2 separate regions of the Homo sapiens genome follow, and region 1 is linked to region 2. A link is a loop called in an ENCODE intact Hi-C map of the cell type or tissue named here. Cell type or tissue: Calu3. All regions are shown on one strand. Each heading gives the region's core, and the rest is flanking DNA. Links, peaks and the distances in the headings are about the cores only.

Region 1 (11,414 bases), core at 3,945-8,944, 170 kb before region 2:
AGATAAGGTCTTGCTGTGTTGCCAGGCTACCTTGGTTGAATTTTTAATGTTAAGGCAACCTGGCATTTCTGAGGTAAGTATCATTTGATAATGCTGCACAATCTTTTTTATATGTTGTTGGATTTGTTTTGAAAGTATTTTGAGGACTCTTGTGTCTATACATAGAGATATGTTCTATAGCTTTCTTGTGATGTCTTTGTCTGGTTTTGAGTATTAAAGGTTTTTGGTTAGGGAACAGTTGTAAATAAGTAGTTGTGTTATACAGAAGGATGGCTTCCCCAAATTTATTCACTTCTTAATCCCTAGAACCTGTGAATATTTACCTTACATGGCAAAAAGAACTTTTCATACTTGATTAAGTTGAGGATCTTAAGATGGGAGCTTATTCTGAAATATCTGAGCTTCCCGTTGTAATTACAGGAGTTCTCATGAGTGAGAGGGAGTATCAGGAGAGTCAGTGGTCAGAGATTTGAAGATGCTACACTGCTGGCTTAGAACATGGAGGAAGGAGCCCATGAGCTACGGAATGCAGCTCTAGAAGCTGGAAATAGCAAAAGAACACTTTCTCCACATAGAGACTCTAGAAGGAACACAGCCCTGCTGGCACCTTGATTTTTAAACAAGTGAAAGTCATTTTGGACTTCTGACTTCCAGAAATGATATATGATAATAAATTTATGTTGTCTTAAGCCACTGAGTTTGTGATAATTTTTTGTAACAGCAGTAGAAAACTAATAGAGTAGTAGTTTGAGAAAATTAGTGATAAAGGATACTTGGGAAGGAAAGGATAAATGCAGTTAGGTCAGTTAGAAACTCTCTGATCTTGCCATCATGGAGCCTGAGAACTTTAGAGTTAGTAAATACTTTAGCTAATATATGCTTCAACCTCTCCCTTTTAGACATGAGGAAACGAGGTCTGAAGATGTTGTGATAAGATGGCACAGCTAATTGGTGGTAAATTGTGAATTGAACCTTTGTTTTCTGGACTTAAGTCATAGAAACCACTGTAAACCTTGTTAAGCTTTAAAAAGTTTCATTCTGTTAGGGAAGCACAGCTCAGTTCTGAGTAACATAGTTAATACACTAAGTGCTTTGTATATGTTTGTGTTTAATTGACTTGAGCAGGCTCTACTGAAGAATACTTCTTTAAACTTCAGGATTCAAGTATGTCCATCAACAGTAATACTTAATGGGGCAATATGTTATCTCCTTTTTAAAAGGAGAGTAACAGTGTATTGGATTCTCAGTGAACTGAGTCAAGTTGCAGGGATTTATGCTGTTTTGGTGAGGAAAAGTAGCTGTTTTATGATGGCTCATTGAGCAGGGTGGTGGGGGAAGTTCTCTGCACCTGGACAAAGAAATAAGCAAGAGAACAAAGACTGTGAAGATTTTCATTTAGATCATATTTGGGATCTGCCAGGGGTGAGTATCATCATTAGAAGGGAGAATATTGCTGCTAAATAAGGAAAAACACTGTACCCGGAGAAGAACTTTTATCTGTCAGTTAAGACAAATAGGCTGGACTCCAAATAAATATTTTAATCAGACTTTGAATAAAGATGTGTCCAGAATACGTTGCAATAGTTAAAAATGTAAGGAAGGTTCCAAAGTGTACAGGTGGCAGTACTGTTGGATGTTTCAATTAAGCTCTTTTAATGAATTATTTTCAATGAAATGTTCACCATAAAATGTGCAGGACCCTGGCCTGAAACTTTGGAGACCAGTAGCTCAATATGGCTATGCCTTGGTTTTCCTGTCTGTTAGCTCTGATTGCATGAGTACAACCTTTATGTTAGGCAAGCTAGTTACATCACTAAGTCGGGTTTTTCTCACAGTCGCCACAAAAGTAATGATTATTGCCAGATGAATTCATAAGAATTGCATTTTCAGTTCCATTTAGTGGTAGTGCTAAAAACTCTGAGTAGCTTAGTAGTATCCTTCTTGGTATGAGGGCCTGGATTGTTTAGAGAGAGGAAAGATGGAGAGGCAGTGGCAGATGCAAGAAATATTTCAAAAGAAACAGCAGGGCCAAATGCTTTATTAGACTATAGGGAGTGAAAGAGAACCATGAATGACAGTTGATTGAGAACTTGAGTGTGAGTGACAGCTGATGCCATCATTGGGTATAGAGAAGAAGGAGATGATGATCTTGTTCTTTACACATGTTAAATAAAGTCACATGGGTATCCTGTTCATAGGTGGAGGTGTGTGCTTGAAACTACAGAGCAAGGAAGTTGGTTTTGAAGTGAAATCGTTTGAGTCTTCTCTAAGAAATTGATTCTTTTGACACCATGTGACTGTAAGAATAGATGAGCTCTTTGAGAAGCTAAAAGAGTGGATGGAATTAGTATAGTGGACTGTGGTGTAGAAGACAAAGTGAGTCAAGAAAGGAGTTCCAGAAACCTGGGTTGCATTTTAGCCTTAAACATTTTGTTCCTGGTGTTTCTTAATTTCACTTATACATCAGGATTGGAAGTAAACTTTGGGCTGGAGCTGGGCAATTTATTCTTTTATTCAGGTGCCTTCTTTGTGCCAAGACCTGTTCTGGATGCTGGAGATTTAGCCATGAACAAAACAGAAGGTCCCTGCTCTCCTGGTACTTGCATTGTAGTGAGAAGAAGGAAGACAGCAAGATAACATATCAGGAAGAAAAGTTCTATGAAAATAAATGAAATGGCGATGTGATTGTGCCTGACCAGGGGCTGTTTTATCTTGGGTGGTCAGGGAAGGCCTTTGAGGGGCATGTCATTTAGGCTGAGACCTGAAGGAGCCAGCATGTGAAGCTCCTAGAAGTGTTCTAGCCCAAGGGAACAAATGCAGAAACTCTAAAATGAGAAGTAGTAACTTAATATGTTTGAGGAACAGAACAGTGGCTGGGGCTTAATGAGTGCAAGGGGAAGGGGTCCAATCTCTTCTGCATGAGGTTGGAGATTTAGGGAGGAGATGAGGAAGAAGCTGGATCTTGTAGGATTTAACAGACCACTGGATAATCTCCCTGGGCCTACCTTCCCTCACATCTGAACCCTACTACAGCTCCTATCCCTGTGTGTACTCAGAAAACATTAGAGCTCCTTCTGGCTTGAGGTCAAGTCAGACCTCTTAGGGATACTGGGATTTATCCTAATGTGGATCTGCTGACCCTGGGCAGATGGGATTCTTAGATAGTTTAAACATACATATTTTGGACTACCCTTTTGAGGAAAAAATAGTTTTAGTCCTTTCTAGTTGTCATTAAGATCCACATTTAGATATAAATGGATGTTCTTGAATTGAGGAATATGTATATATTTATATATATTTATTATATATTATATATTATATATATTATATATTTTATATATAATATATATATTTTAGCAGATTTGGCTCTTATGAGAGGACAGTGTAATAAAGAATACTTCTTTGTTTTTATATTGTTTCATGGCTGGATTGCTTTTTGGGAGGAAAAAAACTATTTTCAAAACTTGGTACTGTTACTCCATTTGTGAACCTGAATAAGTGGTGTATAATATGATTTAATAGTAGTCCTTTCATTCTCTAGTTTTCTGTGGGTACTTTACCTGCAGTTGTGTAATTCATTTGCATCACCTGTAACCTTTCTAGTTGACAGCTCCTTAAAAACAAGAGCTCATGTTTGCATAGTACCTCATAGTTAAGAAAGCACATTTGCATGCCTTACGTTAATGCATGCAGTGCTCACAGCAGTGTTACCAGTCCCAGAGCAGAGAAAGCTGCATCGTTACTTTCGTCATACATAAGGAAACATAAGGTTAAGACGGTTCATCTAGTGAATGGCAGAAGTGGGGCTTTACCCAGAAATGGTTACTCTGAAATTCATTTTCATTCTTCTATATACCAAGATGTCTTATTACAAATACCAAGTCCACAACTGTTCCATAAGATGCAAACATGTCATAGCACTTAATATTATAGAGACTTGCAGAAATAAAATCCTTTTAAAGAATAGGTAACCCAAGTTTACTCTTCCATTTCATGTTTTAAAAGATTTAATGGGTTTTATTTGAAATAACTCCAAGGCCAAGCACAGTGGCTCATGCCTGTAATCCTAGTACCTTGGGAGGCCAAGGCAGGAGGATCGCTTGAGCCCACGAGTTCAAGCCTGCAGTGAGCTATGAACATACCACTGCACTATAGCCTGGGCTACAGAGCGAGACCCCATCTCAAAAAACAAAACAAAACTTTAAATGTACAGAGAAGTTACAAGAAGAATACAATAACTTCACCTCTATCAACTCTTGTTAAATTTAGTCACATTTGCTTATTCTCTGTATTACATATTTTTATTTATTTTAGTCATTTGAAAGTTGCAAACAGTATACTCTGTTCCCCTTAAATATTTCAGCATATATTTCCTAAGAATGAAGACATTCTGCTTCATAACCACAGTATAATTAACAAAAAACAGGAATTGTAACATTGATGTAATACTCTTACATGATGTAAGTCTATATTCACATTTCTCTAATTTTCCCAATAATGTCCATTATAGCACCCTTTTCCTTTTTCAATCCAGGATTTAAACACATTATATCTCTTTAGTCTCTTAATTTTATTTTGTAGCATGTTTTGTCATGATTTTGGCAATGGACTACATGAGTGATGTTCTTGGAGTATCACATTAGGAGGACACATGATGTATTCTTTTCCAATTATTGGAAGTGTTAACTTTGATACCTTAGTTAAGGTGGTATTGAATCTACATAATTTATCTGTTCCAGAGGAATTGGGCATATAAGAGATGGTATGAGTAGTTGTTCACTTTCCCCCTCTAAAGTTGTTTCTGGTTTGGAGGTATCTTTTGCATATTGGATTTTCCTAAAATGGGGTACCCTTGTTCTGCGCAAGGTGTACCCTTGAATATAGGCGAAAGGGCTAATGTCAACAGAGAGCTCATTTTGAGTGATAAATTGCCTGAGGTTTAAGGGGGCGTTGTCTCTGCCTTTGTGGATACACATGGTTATTTAAGAAATGTAATACTCAGCTGAGCTATAATGACCATTTTTAATATGGAACATAGTAGGCACTTAGTAAACATTCATTGAGTGAGTGAATGAACTACAGTTTAGATAAGACTACTAAAATTTTAATGAAATTCACTTCATTTTGACAGAGCTACTTTTCTTAAAATTGCTCATTTGTTTCCCAGGTTTCATTCATTAATCTGCCTAGCATAGGCCCTGAGTAGCTAGTGATGTCACCTTTGTTACTGAAGGTGTGGCCAACAGGGAAATGAAGGTGATAACCTTGTCTTTATGGTGCATGTGGAACCTTTGAAACTGTAAGGAAATCCTTACAGCATCCCTGTGAAGTACAGCTGAGTGTGTTTGATAGTTTTATTACAGAGATGCATTCTGTGAGATAATATCTTACCTAGTTGAAGAAGCGTACTAGAAATAGTGCCTATATCTCTCCAGTCCTGAATTATCTTAGTTCTTTTGGGAGTTATAATCTGAGCCATTTGTTTATAGCAAGCCATGTGACTGCTTCTATTTTTTATGAACATAGTACATGCCCCCTTTGTCTCTAGAGCTCTCCTCACTGTCAAGATACAAAGCATAGTCTTGTCCTAGACGGGGTAAGGGACGAGGGATGCTGTCAGATGATAAAAGAAAAAGCCAAGCACATGAAGGAAAGGTTGGTATTAAAAAATGTATTACATTTCTTAAATAACCATGTGTATCCACAAAGGCAGAGACAATGCCCCCTTAAACCTCAGGCAATTTATCACTCAAAATGAGCTCTCTGTTGACATTAGCCCTTTCACCTATATTCAAGGGTACACCTTGCGCAGAACAAGGGTACCCCATTTTAGGAAAATCCAATATGCAAAAGATACCTCCAAACCAGAAACAACTTTAGAGGGGGAAAGTGAACAACTACTCATACCATCTCTTATATGCCCAATTCCTCTGGAACAGATAAATTATGGAGATTCAATACCACCTTAACTAAGGTATCAAAGTTAATGGGCTCTATCTATCACCACTCCCACACTCTAAGCCCTACTGGATCTAGCAACCTAGCAACTAGACTCCAGAAACAGTAAATAAATCCTCCCTCAGACTAACAGCTGAAAAGGAAACAAGAGTTTTAGACTTCTGATGAAGGAGGAGGAAAGGGTCTTTGGATGCCCCTTATGTCAGGCCCCAGGCTTAGTCTGGAAGAGATCTGTCTAGGCCAGGCCTGAAGCTCTGCAAGGTACAAGGAAATAATAGCTGTCAAGAATTAGGCGACGTGGATGAATCCCATACTTGATATGCCAGAGAAAGTCACTTCCTCTGTCCTCTCATCATTTTACTACACCCAAGTGAATGTCCCACACTCAGTTCTACATGTAGGAATGGACTTTATGGGAGAGGTCAGGACTGGTGACGAATTTGATGAGTCATAGGAATCATTGTATGTTAGGAGTGGTTGAGCCCAGTCTTCCGGAAGAGTGAGGATATTGAACTACAGAGAGAGATTGAGGGAAGTTGCCTGCAGTTTCACAGCAGGTTACGAGAGGTCTGAACAGGTAGCAGAATCTGCAAATAATTAGCTTATCTGGTGTACAGGAGGCAGGTCCCTAATTGGTTTGAATTTAATACTCAAAGTACATGCGCAGAGAAGTTATAGTATAAGATTCAGAACAAATGGGCTAAGTAAGAGAAAAAAATGTAGCAATTGGAAGATGAAGAAGAGAGGAATATTCAAAAAGATAGCATTGTGCTCCTTTCTTGGTGGAGTGAACAGGTGAGGATTATACTGTCTTTATGGATTATAGGTACATTGGAAAATAGTTTACAGTTATTATTTGAAATTCCTCTATAGTGAAGGAAGTAGTCAAGATAAAATGTGTTTTGTGACTTTTGATATAGGAAAGTCAGTAATAGCCATCTCAATAAAGTATATGCTCAGCTATTTCATCTTTATACTTAGAGATTCCTCAAGAGGATGGTTACACATTAGCTCTGGATCAGTGAGAGTAAGACCAAGGCCCTGGAACAGTAAGGCTTTCTCTTGTAAAGCTCAGTTCCCATGGTTCTTTGATGCTTTTTCTGTGTTAGAATAATGTTCTTTACTGGTTTCCAACATGTTTCGGTGGGCATTGGACCCTTGTGGTTAATGATCTGTGCAGCTGTAACTCCAGAGTGGCTGGCTCTACAGAACACTGACTCAGATGGCTTGTATTCGATGCTGATAATTCACTAACTAAAACGACTATAAGAACACATTTCAAGAGGAGAAATTTGGGGTGCATATCTCAGATTCTTCAGTTATAAACTTGCTTTTTTGTGTCTCTTAAGATTTATGGTCTATTGAACACATCTCTGTGTCTCCCTCAGGAAAGCCAAACAGCATATTTTTGCCCCTGCAAATTAAACACTTTTTAAAGCCAGTGAGTTACTCAGATGTGAGATTTCAATTTTTTCCAAGGCATGCTCGAAGGTAATATATGGGATAATAATCATTACCTGCCATATGTTTGGGATAAAACCCACACTTATTAGATTTTCAAGGGGAAGAGCCATTCCAATTATAAAACAAATTTCCAGAACCCCAACAGATCTGGTTGATTATGTCGTCCTTCCTCTCTTGTTTTCTCTCAGTACCAAATGTTTTTGCATGTAACTGCTTCTGGGAGGAGGCAAAACATCCTGATAATAGAAGAGCACCATAAGAAAGAATTATCTGGCACTAGATGCCTTTCTTTATTTAAAATGTGCAAAACAAAATCTCCAGTGATTTTAAACTGTTTCTATTAGAATAGGGACCGTTCCTTATGATATTGTTCTGTTTTCCCAAGGAAAAGTTAGGGTGCTATTATTGGTTGAGAACCTACTCTTGGCAAGGAAACATGGCCAGCACTTAATACACATTACCTGATTTAATCATGACAATAGACATATAGGGTTTGGTTATTGTATCCACTTTACAGCCAGGGTGGATGGTAGGGTTCGCATCCTGTGAGTGGCTACAAAGCACCCCCACCTCCTTTTTTCCCTCAAAAGCCCATTTAAAGAAGGGAAATCAGAAGAGCGTATCCACTGGACTTGCATTTAGATCTCGAGAAAAGCTTATCAGAGTGATTTTCTACCACCACATTGGGTTCCTGTTTACTCCAGACTTACATTTTCAGCCTCCGTGAAGACTTGGACTTTGCGCGTAGATTAACTTGCTTCTCTGTTTATGCTAATTAAAACAGACCTCAGAAGACGAGCATGCAAACGGAGATACTGTGATTAGGAGGAGGAGGTTTTAAAATTTTTATCAGTTAAAAAAATTTATTCCTGAACAAGTGTAGTTTGCATAAATAATCAAATTTTTGAAGGGCCACAGAAATTAGGTTACCTCAGCTTAGTGTTCTCAGTTGCCTCCTTATAGGGAAGACTAATTTGGTAATGGCACAGTTTTATCGTTCTTCCTAGGAAATGCATTTCCACAGCAGGCTCTGAAATAACCTGGCTGTGCTTCTCACTTGGCTGTTAGGATACATTTTGCTTATACAAAGAGCCTTATCAGCCTCCTGATCTCTTAAATGGATTACCTGCCTTTGCCTTAACAATACATTTCTGATAGGTCTGCTCCAGCATCTGTGGGCTGGTGGCCTTGTCCAGCCAGATCTGAGACCTGCCAGAAGAATAAGGAAATCAAGGGTTCCTCCGTCTAGCTTTTGATGGTTTTACAGAGCAGGAATTTCAGTTTCTTTCTGTTGGACTTTTTAATCAGTTTCCAGAAACTTGCTTTGAATTTGAAGTTAATGGGCTTTTCATTTGTAAGTAGTATTTTCTCATTTTTCCTTGGCATTTTTAGAACAGACAAAGGTACAAAGGTCAAAGACTTTTCAGAGCCTTTTTACAGGATACTTTTTCAATAACTGGGTGTTTGCCAAGCTATCACATAACAGTGAGGGGATTAAAATTTCCATTTGGTACTAGTGAAGAGGAGTCTTGCTGTCCAAGAAAGATTAAAATATATCACTCTGTACCTTTAATTCATTTAAAACAAGTATTTGTGAAGCACCTATTAGGTGAATGGGACATTTGATCTTAGAGGAATAGATTCTTTCACTGGGGAGGAAGGGGCTCAGATGCATGCGTAGATAAATTACAGTGCAAGGAATACCTGTTGGAGTGCTGCTAGACGAGCTGTGCAAACAGTGATTGTTCATGGCAGGGAGAGAGGAATGGAATATTGGCAGATGTAATTGGGAAGCTTTCAGAAAAGGTGGGGGCTCTACCAGCCTGGATAGATAGGCTGTGGAGACTGGGAAGAGCAGAGTGAGAGGAGGAAGCACAGTCTTTGGAGTAAGGCATGGAAGAGTGTTATCAGTTGTGGGGAGAGACTTTGCTTGACCAGGGTGGGCAGTTCACATTGAAGGATACCTGGAGATGAGATTATATATAGCTGCTCTGTTTAGTAATGTAGTCATTAGCCACATGTGACTGTTTAATTAAAGTGAAATAAAATTAAAAATTCACTTCATCAAATAGTGCTCAGTTGCTACACATAGCTAGTGGCTACCATACTGATTGCAGATAGAAAATATTTCCATCATTGCAGAAAATTCTGTTGGTCAGCACTGATAAAGGAAGTATGGGGTTTTACACAGGATAACAGTGTGAAGAGCAACTGGAGATCTTTTGACCAGGCAAATAGTAGCATGATGAAAGTCATACCCAAAATAAAGAGTAGAAGGAGAGCAGTGAGGGGCTGTCAAGTAGGTAGGCCTATCACTTCACCGTTACAGCACACAGAATGAGATCTGGGGATGATGAAGCTGTTCCGCAGGAAGAACATATGGATTTTGTCTGGTAGAATGACTGAAAACCTCAAGGAGCCACAGAATGGCCACTGAGGGTTTTAGTGTGAGGGACAGAGGGAGAATGGTGTAGCATCAATGAGCAAACAGTTTGGAGGAGGAGCTGCCTTGGAAGCCTGAGGGAGAACAGTCATGTTTTTTACAACAATGTGTGGTAGTAAGGATTAAATGAAGTGAGATATATATATATATATATATATATATATCACATTGAGCGAGATCATAGATAAAACTTTAGATATAGGTGGTTTTAAAAAGAGACGTACCCCCGTTATTTTGACATAGTGCATGTAAAGTTACATTGTGTGGCTTCGTCTTGCATCTTCTGCATAAATACTTGCGCTGAGAGCTCTTTCCCTTGTTAGCTTAGGTAGCAACTACCTTTTACTGAACACCTTCCTTGTAAGGTAACTTACTTTATCTCCTCACCCATGTGAGATCCATTTTATAGATGAACGAACATAGCTAGGAAGAGGTGAAGCGGTAATTCAAACTAAAAACTTTTGCTCTTCCCATTTCATCTCTGCACGTGAGGATGGTTTCACTATCAGCTCCCCAGGTTGATACTATTGAAGCTTGATGCTTACATCACATCTACATTTAGAGGTTGTCTTTGGCACTGAACTCTATTTACCATCTCTTTTTCAAATGTAAGACATACATCCTATAAAACTTGCTTACTCTCAGTGGTAATTGGTATGTGGGGTGACCTGGAATGACTGCCATCTGGACTTCTCTAGGGCGCTGGCTCTTGGTGTGAGGTCCGCAACCAGCAGCCACAGGCATGAGCACCACTAGGAACTTGGTAGAAATGCAGGTGTTTACGCCCCATCTCAGACCTAAATGCCAGAGGGTGGGGCCCAAAAAGTCACTTTAAAATAAGCCCTTCACATGATTCTGATGCACTCCAAAGTTTAAGCATATAAACCAAATGAACAAAGAGGATAGTTTTGAAAAGCCTCCTATGAATTAAATTGGAACTGTATGGGTACATTTACATTTTTCAACACGGCTGACTGTGTAACCCATCAGCAGTGGTTGCCTGTAAAGATGCATGGGAAAGTGTATATATTAAGTAAGATATTATTTCAGAAGGACAGATCTATGGCTTTTCTTTTTTAAAGGCTAGCTTCCTGAGTAAATTATCACTGCGTTATTGACTCAGAATAATATCAAGGTGTGTACTATCAAATACAGGGTTGGGTATCTCTTTGTAAGAGATAGCAGTGATTTTCAGTGGATAATTAAGGGAATTAGCACTTCACATTTTTTTCATGATATTTTTATGTCACTTAGAATTTTTCACGAATTATTCCTTGTATGATTGTAGATAATTAAAGCCCCATATGCTTTGCAGTAGTAGCAGCAGCGCAGATTATGATGCAGATGGAATTGGTAAGAGCAGTAGGTTTTGAAATGAGGTTGTAGACGGGCTGCTGAGACTGATTTTTGGACAGCATAAATGAAAGCAGTATTCTGATGTCAGCATTTGGAGTTTAAAAATCCCTAGCCATGGATCCCGTGCTGAGTCATTGGTACTTCAGGTAAACCAATTCCAACTCTATGTAAGCTAGCCTTCAGCCATGTGAAA
Region 2 (11,414 bases), core at 3,215-8,214:
TCCAAATTCAGAGACTCCTCATCGTTTCATATTCTTCTCTCAACTGAACAGCCAGATTTAATTACTAAAACATTTTCAGAATTAAGTTTTGCAGTAAGCATAGATCTGGTTTTCTTAGGCTTTTCAAGTAATTTCTTCTTCACTTAGCCCCTCCTCTTATCCCTGGTATTGAAAGTGAGTTTTACAGGCCAGGCATGGTGGCTCACACCTGTAATCCCAGTACTTTGGGAGGCTGCGGTGGGCGGATCACCTGAGGTCAGGCATTGGAGACCAGCCTGAAAAACGTGGTGAAACCCCATCTCTACTAAAAATACAAAAATTGGCCAGACACGGTAGCAGGTGCCTGTAATCCCAGCTACCTGGGAGGCTAAGGCAGGAGAACCACTTGAATCCGGGAGATGGAGGTAGCAGTGAGCCAAGGTCGTGCCACTGCACTCCAGCCTGGGCAACAGAGGGAGGCTCTGTCTCAAAAAAAAAAAAAAATAGGAAAAGAAAGAAAATGAGGTTTACAGAGTCATTTACTTGTAGTTAGTCATGATTTCTATTATATTGAAGAAAAACATATCCATTGTTTAGTTTACCTACTAGAGAAAATAGAGTTATATGGCTTCAGTTCGTTAAGTTATTTACAAAACCAAAATAAATAAATAAATAATTTAAAAAAGCAAATACAAGTCCTGGACTGGTAGGTATGAACTTAATTGGAGCAATTTTCTGTACAGTTTTCCTTGAGTGGAGGTAACTAAGTAGCTTCAGTATACCTTCAGATTGAATTCCAGCTCATTGTTAGCGGAGAACATGGTCAGCTACAGCTATGTTTCGAGATCTTGGTTATTTTAAAGAAGTTTCCGCTGCAGTTGTAACAGATGTGAATTACTCTAGTTAGCAACCCAAGGAGGTTAAATCGCTAACCTGTCTCTGTAGCCTTCTGCTTACTGAAAATGCTTTTCATTCTGCAAACCACAGAATCTGTCTTGGAGGAATCCTCTTTAAAATGCCAAATCCTGACTGCCTTTGTTCCCTTTACCAATATCCAGGCAAAAAATTACAACTCTTTCTACTCTTAGACCAGGTTGCTTTTCAGCATTTGTTCATTAAGGTGTTATATGTGCCTGTTGCAACTAACAATTCTCGAGAAGTCTGTCAGCAGTTGTTTGGCCAGGTGTGCATAGATGGTAACACTCATGAGTAACACTTGGGTTTTCTTGGGTGAAAGCATACCTGTAAAATTATAAAGGTCAACTTGAATGTAAAATTATAAAGGTCCACTTAATGGACATAAGGGCAAGTTACCCAGTTTGCCTTCTGAAAGTTACTTAAGCTCGTATTTTCTCTGTGACATTTAATTACTTGGCATTAGTAGAGTTAGATTCACAAAGATTAATTAGATCAAGGAAAAAACACATATATAAAATATCAGATAACTATGGTCTGTCCATATAGTGTGTAGAAAAAAATCTGAGAAGTGATCTTAGGTGGTTCAACATTTGGATAAATTTAATGCGGTAAGAAAATCTAAGTGCAGTATTCTTTCTCAGTATTCCAAGATCTGTGGGGGAAAGGTAGGTAGTATTCTTTGTGCCATGCCCTTTTAGACAGTTTTGCTAGCTGACATAGAAATAATACACAAACAAGGGAGATATACCCAAAGGGATTTTGTGTCCTCCTTTGTTTTTGAGACCCAGAAATAGAATGAATTAACTTTTGTGCCCTATGTTCAGTTTCAGTCTAGAAGGCTTGACAGGAGGAGCTGGTGTCGGAAACAAGCCATCCTCATCTCTAGAAGTAAGCTCTGCAAATGCCGAAGAGCTCAGACACCCATTCAGTGGTGAGGAACGGGTTGACTCTTTGGTGTCACTTTCAGAAGAGGATCTGGAGTCAGACCAGAGAGAACATAGGATGTTTGATCAGCAGGTAAGTCTTAAATATGTCTAATTTGGAAAAAATATATTTCACAAAATATGAACATAGAAGGCAAGGCTTCTGGTAGTATAAGGCTAGTAGCTATGATTACTTACCCATTATATGATATACTTAATCTAGCACTAAACCAAGTGTTTAGCACCTAATTAAAAAGGGCCAGGCATGGTGGCTCATGCCTATAATCCCAGTGCTTTGGGAGGTTGAGGCAGGAGGATCAATTGAGCCCAGGAGTTCAAGACCAGCCTGGGCAACATAGCAAGACCCCCCATCTCTACAAAAAATTTAAAAATTAGCTGGACATGGTGGTTTGTGCTTGTAGTTCCAGCTACTCGGGAGGCTGAGGTAGGAGGATTACTTGAGACCAGGAGTTTAAGGCTGCATTGAGTTGTGATTGCACCACTGCACTCCAGCCTGGGTGACAGAGCAAGACTCTGTCTCCAAAAAGAAAAAAGAAAAAATAAAGACTACGTTAATCTGCATAGATTTAAATATTCCATCAAGGCACACTTTTTAAAATTAGGAAAGTATCCAGGATATTAAATTGAGTTTTTCCTTCTTATCTGAGACCATCTTTTACCCTCTCAATAGTAAACTGAATCTTGAAATACGCTACATATCGTTATTAATTTTCCCAATTCTCTAAAACATATCCCAAGTTTCTCCTTTGTAGGAAAAAAATTAAAAACAAAACTTTCTTACTACACCTTCCAGGAAATGTCAGTTGATTCTCTCTCCTTCCCATCCCTACCAGAATTCTTTTTTTAAAAAATTATTATTTTTACACTTTAAGTTCTAGGGTACATGTGCACAACGTGCAGGTTTGTTACATAGGTATACATGTGCCGTGTTGGTTTGCTGCACCCATTAACTCGTCATTTACATTAGGTATTTCTCCTAATGCTATCCCTCCCCCAGCCCCCTACCACACAACAGGCCCCGGTGTGTGATGTTCCCCGCCCCGTGTCCAAGTGTTCTCATTGTTCAGTTCCCACCTATGAGTGAGAACATGCGGTGTTTGGTTTTCTGTCCTTAGCGATAGTTTACTCAGAATGATGGTTTCCAGCTTCATCCATCTCCCTGCAAAGGACATGAACTCATCCTTTTTTATGGCTACATAGTATTCCATGGTGTATATGTGCCACATTTTCTTAATCCAGTCTATCATGGACATTTGGGTTGGTTCCAAGTCTTTGCTATTGTTAACAATGCCATAATAAACATACATGTGCATGTGTCTTTATAGTAGCTTGATTTATAATCCTTTGGGTATATACCCAGTAATGGGATCGTTGGGTCAAATGGTATTTCTAGTTCTAGATCCTTGAGGAATCGCCACACTGTCTTCCACAATGGTTGAACTAGTTCACAGTCCCGCCAACAGTGTAAAAGCGTTCCTATCTCTCCATATCCTCTCCAGCATCTGTTGTTTGCTGACTTTTTAATGATCACCATTCTAACTGGTGTGAGATGGTATCTCATTGTGGTTTTGATTTGCATTTCTCTGATGGCCAGTGATGATGAGCATTTTTTCATGTGTCTGTTGGCTGCATAAATGTCTTCTTTTGAGAAGTGTCTGTTCATATCCTTTACCCACTTTTTGATGGAGTTTTTTTTTTCTTGTAAATTTTTTTAAGTTCTTTGTAGATTCTGGATATTAGCCCTTTGTCAGAGGGGTAGATTGCAAAAATTTTCTGCCTTCTGTAGGTCGCCTGTTCACTCTGATGCCTACCAGAATTCTTAAGAGAGCATCTATGCTCCCTGCCTTCTCTTTTTAAAATTTTATTTATTTATTTACTTATTTAGAGACAGGGTCTCACTCTGTCGCCCATACTGGAGTGCAGTGGTGCCATCACAGGTCACTGCAGCTTCAACTTCCCCAGTTCAAGTGATCCTTCTGCCTCAGTCTCCCAAAGTGCTGGCATTACAGGTGTGAGCCACTGTGCCTGGCCTTTGCCTTCTCTTTATCACCATCTAATCATCTCTTAATTTCTGCTGCTACCAGTCTCTTGAAACTCCTGTCTTGAAGGTCATGGATTTCCATGTCAGCCAAATCAAAGTGACTTCTTAGTTCTCATCTTCTGGATGTCCTCATTATCACTTACCACTTTTGACAATCCCTTGGGGAGCTTTTGAGTTGAGAATTCAAATTATTTGCTTTTATATCATTGTACCTCACTGCAAGTCTTTTCTCTTCCTCTTGGGTCAGAAGACTGATTAATTTACGAAAGCATTCTGGGATGCATCTTATTTCCTCCAAATGAAACACTTACAATTTAAAAAAAAACTGTTTTTGAATAGATGACTGGAGTTTGAGGCAAGAATCTAATGATACATTTCTAATTAAACAAAAACATTGACAACCTCTTCCTTGATTTGCTGAGTAGGACTTTGTGTAGAAGTTTAAATTTTTATTGCATCCTACTATGAAGCACTAACATGACCAAATATAAACTTGACACTGAAGGATTATCTTAGTAATTATTGTAACACTTATGCTTGTGTGAGACCAGACAAATAAAGAGATTTAGGCATAATGAAAATCAGTTGAAGAGTGAATTTTGCCCCTTTTAAAAATTTTTCTACTTGTTCTGATACTTCAGAAGGAGTTAGAAAAAATAAGAATATGAAGAATATGCTTGTTGAAGCAAGTGATTTAGATTTACTCAGCCTAATGGTAACAGAGAAAGGAAGAAAAAAATAGGAACAATTCTTGGATGGCTACTGAGCACAGCTTTGCTAAGGGTAAATAAACAGTGAAAAAATCTTTAAAATAAATTGCATTTCAAATTTATAGAATCCTTTGGAAATCATTTACAAGATGAGGTAAAATACCAAAATTGTGGATTTGTAAACAGAATCATAGGCCAAGACTGACATATCCCTTCAGATTTAGCTCCAGCTCATTTAAATGACTTGCCTAAGGCCGTGTAAGTGGCTATTAGCTGAACAGTATTAAACTCAAGAGTTCCTGGCTATTAATTTCTCTGCTTTTTTCCAGGTTTTTGGAGTAGGTGAGTTTTCAAGGAGGAAATAAGAATGATTTAATTTTCTTAATATTATTTATGTGATACCTTTTCTAAGATGGATATTTCCGGGAATTTGACAGATAACCCTGCATTTTAGTAAGACGTTACTACTACTGATGTGTTTCTAAAATGGACTGTCTTTCTGAAGTGGACTTTCTGATTCAGTCTTTCTAGATAAAGTTGTTGTTTTAGTGCCTTGCTATGCTTAGCCTTCCTGGAATCTCTACTTACCCATAGTTTTTATCTTGTATGGAACCTCAGAGTAGGCATTTGAGCTGCTTGTTTCACTCTGATCTAGACGAGTTGCCTGTAGCCAACTTCCTGTTAAAAGTCTCTGCCTTTCACTGAGGTCATTTTTTAGACCTCACAGTTGTATTTGAAACATAGCAACTGTTTGCCTCAGCTGCCATGGTTACACATGAAACAAGCTCTAAATAATCAGAAGTCTGGCCTAAGTGAGTCAAGTTCATGCTAGTAACGGATTTTTCACTGCTTCCCTTTCAATATGTGAGTCATAAGGAGGCAGATTTCATTCTGTGAAGGGAAAGGATTAATGATAAAGTCAGTTAACAATTGGAATGGGCTCTTATCACCAGAAGTGTGCTAGTGGACACTAGATGACTGTCTTTCAGGGATGTTGTACCAGGAACTTCTGCAGGTGGTTGGATTACATGGTCTCAAAGCTGCTGTGAATTTACTGAGAGAGTTAAATTATCAAATTTCAGTTACCTTTACGTTCATGTAGAATCACTATCATCTTAGAAGAGGATAGGGAAGAGATTTAGGCTTCTTTCCAGATACACTGTTGTTTTGTTTGTGATCTTAAGACACTTTACTTGAATCTCAATTTCCAATTATTTAAAATCAGAGGCCAGGCCTGGTGGTTCACACCTATAATCCCAGCACTTTGGGAGGCTGAGATGGGTGGATCATTTGAGCCCAGGGATTTAAGACCAGCCTGGCCAACATGGTGAAACCCTGTCTCTACCAAAAATACAAAAAATTAGCTGGGCGTGGTGGTGCACCCCTGTAATCCCAGCTACTCAGGAGGCTGAGGCGGGAGAATCGCTTGAACCTGGGAGGCAGAGGTTGCAATGAGCCGAGATCATGCCACTGCACTCCAGCCTGGGCGACACAGTGAGACTCTGTCTCAAAAATAAAAATAGGCTGGGTGCGGTGACTCACGCCTGTAATCCCAACACTTTGGGAGGCCGAGGCAGGCGGATCACAAGGTCAGGAGTTCGAGACCTGCCTGACCAACATGGTGATACCCCATCTCTACTAAAAATACAAAATTTAGCTGCGCGTGGTGGCGCGCACCTGTAATCCCAGCTACTCAGGAGTCTGAGGCAGGAGAATTGTTGGAACCTGGAGGCAGAGGTTGCAGTAAGTAAACCAAGATTATGCCTCTGCACATCAGCTGGGTGACAGAGTGAGACTCTGTCTAAAAAAAAATAATAATAAATAAAGTAAAATCAGAATACTATTACTGATATTCTACTATATCTGTATGAAGAAATATTTAGATTTTCAAAGAACAAGTATTGTATGTAGTTTGATATTTCCAGTGAAATTATTTTTAAGTGATTATGCATCCAGCAGATATTTATTAAGTACTTACTAAGTTTGAAACATTGTTAGATGCTATGAGGGATACAGAACCACTGTAAAGAATGGATACTCTAATGATCCCCATTTTACAGATGAGAAAACTAAGCCTCAGAAAAGCTAAGTAACTTCTCTGAAACTGAGCAGCTGTTAAGTAGCAGGAGCAGACTTTAACCTAAGTCTGTCTGACCACAAGGCCTGTGCTCTCACCCGCTTCTTCACTGCCTTATTTTACTATGTGGGTCTAATTATAAGGTTTTATGCTTATCTAGAAATATGAGAGTATATGCTTACAACGTGTTCTTCACTTTTTTACTTCACAGATATGTCACAGATCTAAGCAGCAGGGATTTAATTACTGTACATCAGCCATTTCCTCTCCATTGACAAAATCCATCTCATTAATGACAATCAGCCATCCTGGATTGGACAGTGAGTATACTACTTTTTAAAAAAATTAAATATATTAAATCTTAACCACTCTTCCTATTATTTTTCTCACTTTAAGGCCCCATAACATTACCTGCCAAAATTTGCTTACTACTTCTTTGAGTGAATGGCTCAGCACTTAAACAGAAAAGGTGGCATAGAGTTTATCTTGAGATCTTCTTCCTTTTACCTAAAAATATCCCTAATACATTAAGTTTATTGTATTTGTGGGCATGAATCTGACACACTTTTTAAAATTTTTTTATTTTGAAATAATTTTAGACTTGAAAAATAGTTACAAATAATATTCACTGGGGAAAAAATTGCAAAAATAGTACAAAGTATTCCCATGTATTCTTCACGTCCAGTCCTCAAATGTTAGAATACTTGTTTCGCCAGCCTCTCTCCCTCTCTTTATCACTCCCCTAAAGATTTTTTCTGAAACACTTGAGAGAATAAGTTATATCCATAACTCTCCTTTACCTCTAATTTAGTGTATATTTCCTAAAAACAAAGATATTGTCTTATATTACCATAGTATATGGGTACCATATACTGGCCTTCTCTGGCTACTGAGTGCTAGCATTAGTATATAAGAGTACCTTATACTCTTATATACTGTGGTAGTACTGTATTACAGTAGTCTAATTATCCAAATCAGGAAATTAATATCGATAAAATTGTGTTATCTAGTATGTACACCTTATTCAGATTTCAAATTTTCTCACTTATTTCTGGGTCCAAGATTCAATCTAAGAATATACATTGAATTAAGTTGTCATATCTCTTTAGTCCACTTTAATCTAAAAAGTTCCTCAGTTGATCTCTGTCTTCCATAAACTTGTCAGTGGAGAAACCTCGCACAGTAACTGACCTGAGCTTTTCAACAATGTCAAGCTCAAGAAGGACAAAGCAAGACTGAGACAGAGATTTAGTTCAGTGAGGGCCAGTAGGATTGCATCTGAAAGGGGTTAGTGGACCTGTATGCGGATTCAGATCAACTGGTGTTGGAAGTTATGTAGAGATGTCATGGCATCCATAAGCGCAGGGCCTTGTGATGCTCAAAAACATACTTGGATTGGATCAGTGTTGTTTGTCACAAAAAAGGCAACTTGTTCTTTGAGAAGCCTCATTTTTTATTTTTTAAATGTTGATTTTTTTATGAGTAGTTGCTGTGTGGGATCTGGATATAAAGATTAAATTCTCATCAGAGAGGGAGTGAGTGATACATTATGTTCTTTGCTGAAAGACCATGTGTCTCGGAGGCTGAAGCAAAGGAAATAAACACACTCTCCTGGTGTTTATGGGGTTTCCTCATTGTTCCCTGATATAATTCAGTTTAAGAGTTGGTGACAGAAGCAGATGCCCTATATTCATGGGATGTTCCATCTCACTTCATGACTTACTGGAATCCTAATTTTTAAAATTTTCACAGTGGAATTAAGACATAATGGATGACTCTAGCCAGACATGCTGACACATGCCTGTAGTCCAGCTGCTTCAGAGGCTGAGGCAAGAGGATCATGAGCCCAGGAGGTCAAGGCTGCAGTGAGCTGTGATGGCACCACTGCATCCCAGCCTGGGTGATAGAGTGAGACACTGCCTCAAAAAAAAAAAAAAAAAAAAAAAAAGAGAGAGAGAGAAAGACATAATGGGTGATTCTGTTAACTTTTTTCTTGTTTTCATGTGATTAATATTTCAAATACAAATCTAGCGTATTTGACAAAAGGTGTCTAACGGAGACTTATTTTCAAAGATATGTCCCCCAGAACTGTGACAGAAATAGCTTTTCCTGTTTTTGCTTGTTTGGATTTTTTTTTTTTTTTAATTTGGCTTTGAGTTAGATGTTTGGCTTGTATAGAATGGAAAGTACAATTGAATAGTTTGCAGTGAATTTGATAAGCCAGAATGCTAGCACTCAGTAGCCAGAGAAGGCCAGGAAGGCACTCTAAGTGAGACATTTCAGCTCAGCGTCCCCTCCTTCCGTGACCAGCAAGTGTCGTGACATAGTGGATATTGTACTTCTACAGCAACAGATAACTAGTACCAACAGAATGTGTCCCATAGAGAGACCTTTTTCCTATATTTTGTGACATGCTTTCTTTCCTTGTGGATGAAACACTTCATTATTTTTCCTTCACAAAACACGGTGCTTTTTGACTGTGTTTTCAGTTGCTATCCAAACACTATAAATAATACAGCTAACTCCCCAAAGCGCTATTCTAGAGGTTCTGACACATAGAGCTTTTCTTCCCGTTGCTGAGAATTTTTCTGCTCAACTCACCTAGGGAACCTGATTGCAGTAGTAGACTGCTGTCAAAAGTGGAGCTTCAAGCAAGAGTTTATTCCTTTCATCCAAATGTAATACCCTCATTCTGATTTGTAGTGTACGTTTCATGCAGGCTGGAATGATAGCTAGCCCCACGTACCTTCCTAATAGCATATGCTGCAACAGAAGGACCCATCAACCTTAATGTCACTATTTCTCCTTAGTTCCTCCTATATACAATTAAAATAGTTTCCCACCTGTATTTGTTATTCTACACTAGAAACATAATACATCATTTTGGAAATGTTAAAATTCTGACTAAAGAGAAGACTAAAACTTGTGTTAAAGTGTGTGTGGTATGCCTTAAGCATCGGGATAACTGATACTTCATAATTTGCTCCAGGCTCAAGTGTTCAATTCCAAGTCACTTAAATACTCAGCATGATTCATCTATGGTCATAGTCTCCCTAACTGAAATAGTGTCATAAATAAAATCCTCAGTGATTTTTAAAGCCTAAAATGTTTGGTACACTCAAAATATTTTAACTGATATTTTAAGCACACTTAGTAGCTGTATTACTTTGAGCTTGTTACTGAAACTCTCTGCATCAATTCAACTGTTAAATGGGGATGATAATGTGATGTGGCTTAAATCTGACTTCATTTGAAGTCCATAGCATATTTTCTGTCATATAATGAGCACATGCTGTCATTGTGGAGTGTGATTGTTCACAATAACCAGAACAGTGCCAGGGTCCATTTTTCTCTGCCCAGAGCTTAAGCAAGGTTAAACATTGCTCACCATTGCTAGGACATTGTCCCTTGTTGTCTTGCACTTGGCTGTTTATTATGAGTGTGCTTGTTTAGGAACAGAATGTTTTCTAAACTCATCCTAATCTCACTGCTTTCCAGCTTTTACCTGTGCTCTTTTTCCTTCTAAAGAAATTATTAGTTTCCTCAACCACAGTTTATCACAGCTGTCAGTAAAACTTGAGCATTTCTGGAAATGTATTTCCACTGAGCTGTTGTCCAGAATGTCTTTTGTTGGGTCATTTGCTAGATTAGAAAAACAGACAAACTTGTAGCATTATTTCTAAGCTGGGATCTGTTTTTTAAAAAATCTACTGATGTAAAGGAAAATACTGAATAGAGAGGGTGACTAAAATATTTCTGTATCACTTTCTGGGGTGGAGAGTAGGCAAGCAGTAGCTTCTTTAGGAACCACAGAGGACGGGAAAAGCTGCAGTGTCTCCTGTCTTGGACTTCCTGTCTTGATTCGAAGGGTGGGATATGATGAGCGTGACTTGCCGGCAATTTTTTAGGGGGTCGCAGTAGCACAGGTGCTGGCTGTGTCATGAGGCTTGGTGCCTGGGAGGACTGCCCTGAGAGAAACTTCTCCATGGAATGTGTTCACAGCATTTCTCCTCCTTGCATCAGAGAAAGATTGTGTGGAGCCTTTTTCTCCCACTGTGCTGGGAAACATAGATGGTTTCTTGATAGAACTTAAAAATAAATTTTATTTTCACATGTATAGAATTCAGTTATTACAGATGATCCCTTTCTTTCTTTCTTTTTTTTTTTTTTTTTTTTTTTTTTGGGGAGACAGAACAGAATCTTGCTCTGTTGTTGCCCAGGCTGGAGTGCAGTGGCACGATCTTGGCTCACTGCAAGCTCTGCCTCCCGGGTTCATGCCATTCTCCTGCCTCAACCTCCCGAGTAGCTGGGACTACAGGTGCCCGCCACCACACCCGGCTAATTTTTTTTTTGCATGTTTTTAGTAGAGATGGGGTTTTACCATGTTAGCCAGAATGGTCTCGATCTCCTGACCTCATGATCTGCCCACCTCGGCCTCCCAAAGTGCTGGGATTACAGGCGTGAGCCACCGTGCCCGACCCAGATGATCCCTTTCTATGGCTGTATTTTTAACCTTTTCATTGCTCCCACCCAGAAGATGCTTCAAATAATAGAGAATCTGCTTGATTGCATCCCTGGAAACACATTAGTGGTGATAATGTTGAAAGGGGAATTGGACCCGTTAGACGTTTTAACTTCATATGCTTCTTAATGAGATTTCATTTTCCCCTTCATTTTGCATGGTTTGTTACAGGTTGAGCATCCCTAATTTGAAAGTCTGAAATTTCTCAAAATCTGAAACGTTC

The links. Hi-C counts contacts between places; a loop is a spot of excess contacts. Peaks named below come from ENCODE experiments on the same cell type or tissue, not always from the same donor. Only the 100,000 strongest peaks of a DNase experiment are listed, where the experiment ranks them.
Region 1: it touches region 2 in a loop (2.5-fold over the local background); 3 of 110 quality-filtered maps call a loop at or near these places.

Annotation. Positions count from the first base shown.
Region 1 is chr15:85,488,199-85,499,612 of GRCh38, forward strand. The region is part of intron 2 of AKAP13 (A-kinase anchoring protein 13); the gene reads left to right. Among named protein-coding and RNA genes, the nearest start is that of AKAP13, 110 kb to the left of the region's middle. In Calu3, for the core only: no CTCF peak of the experiment used is centred there; a DNase peak (open chromatin) is centred at 6,443.
Region 2 is chr15:85,662,842-85,674,255 of GRCh38, forward strand. It overlaps AKAP13 (A-kinase anchoring protein 13), which reads left to right. Exons shown (of 37, transcript NM_007200.5): 13 at 1,722-1,914; 14 at 6,881-6,989. Among named protein-coding and RNA genes, the nearest start is that of LINC02883, 90 kb to the right of the region's middle. RefSeq lists an enhancer at 5,247-5,416. In Calu3, for the core only: no CTCF peak of the experiment used is centred there; a DNase peak (open chromatin) is centred at 5,340.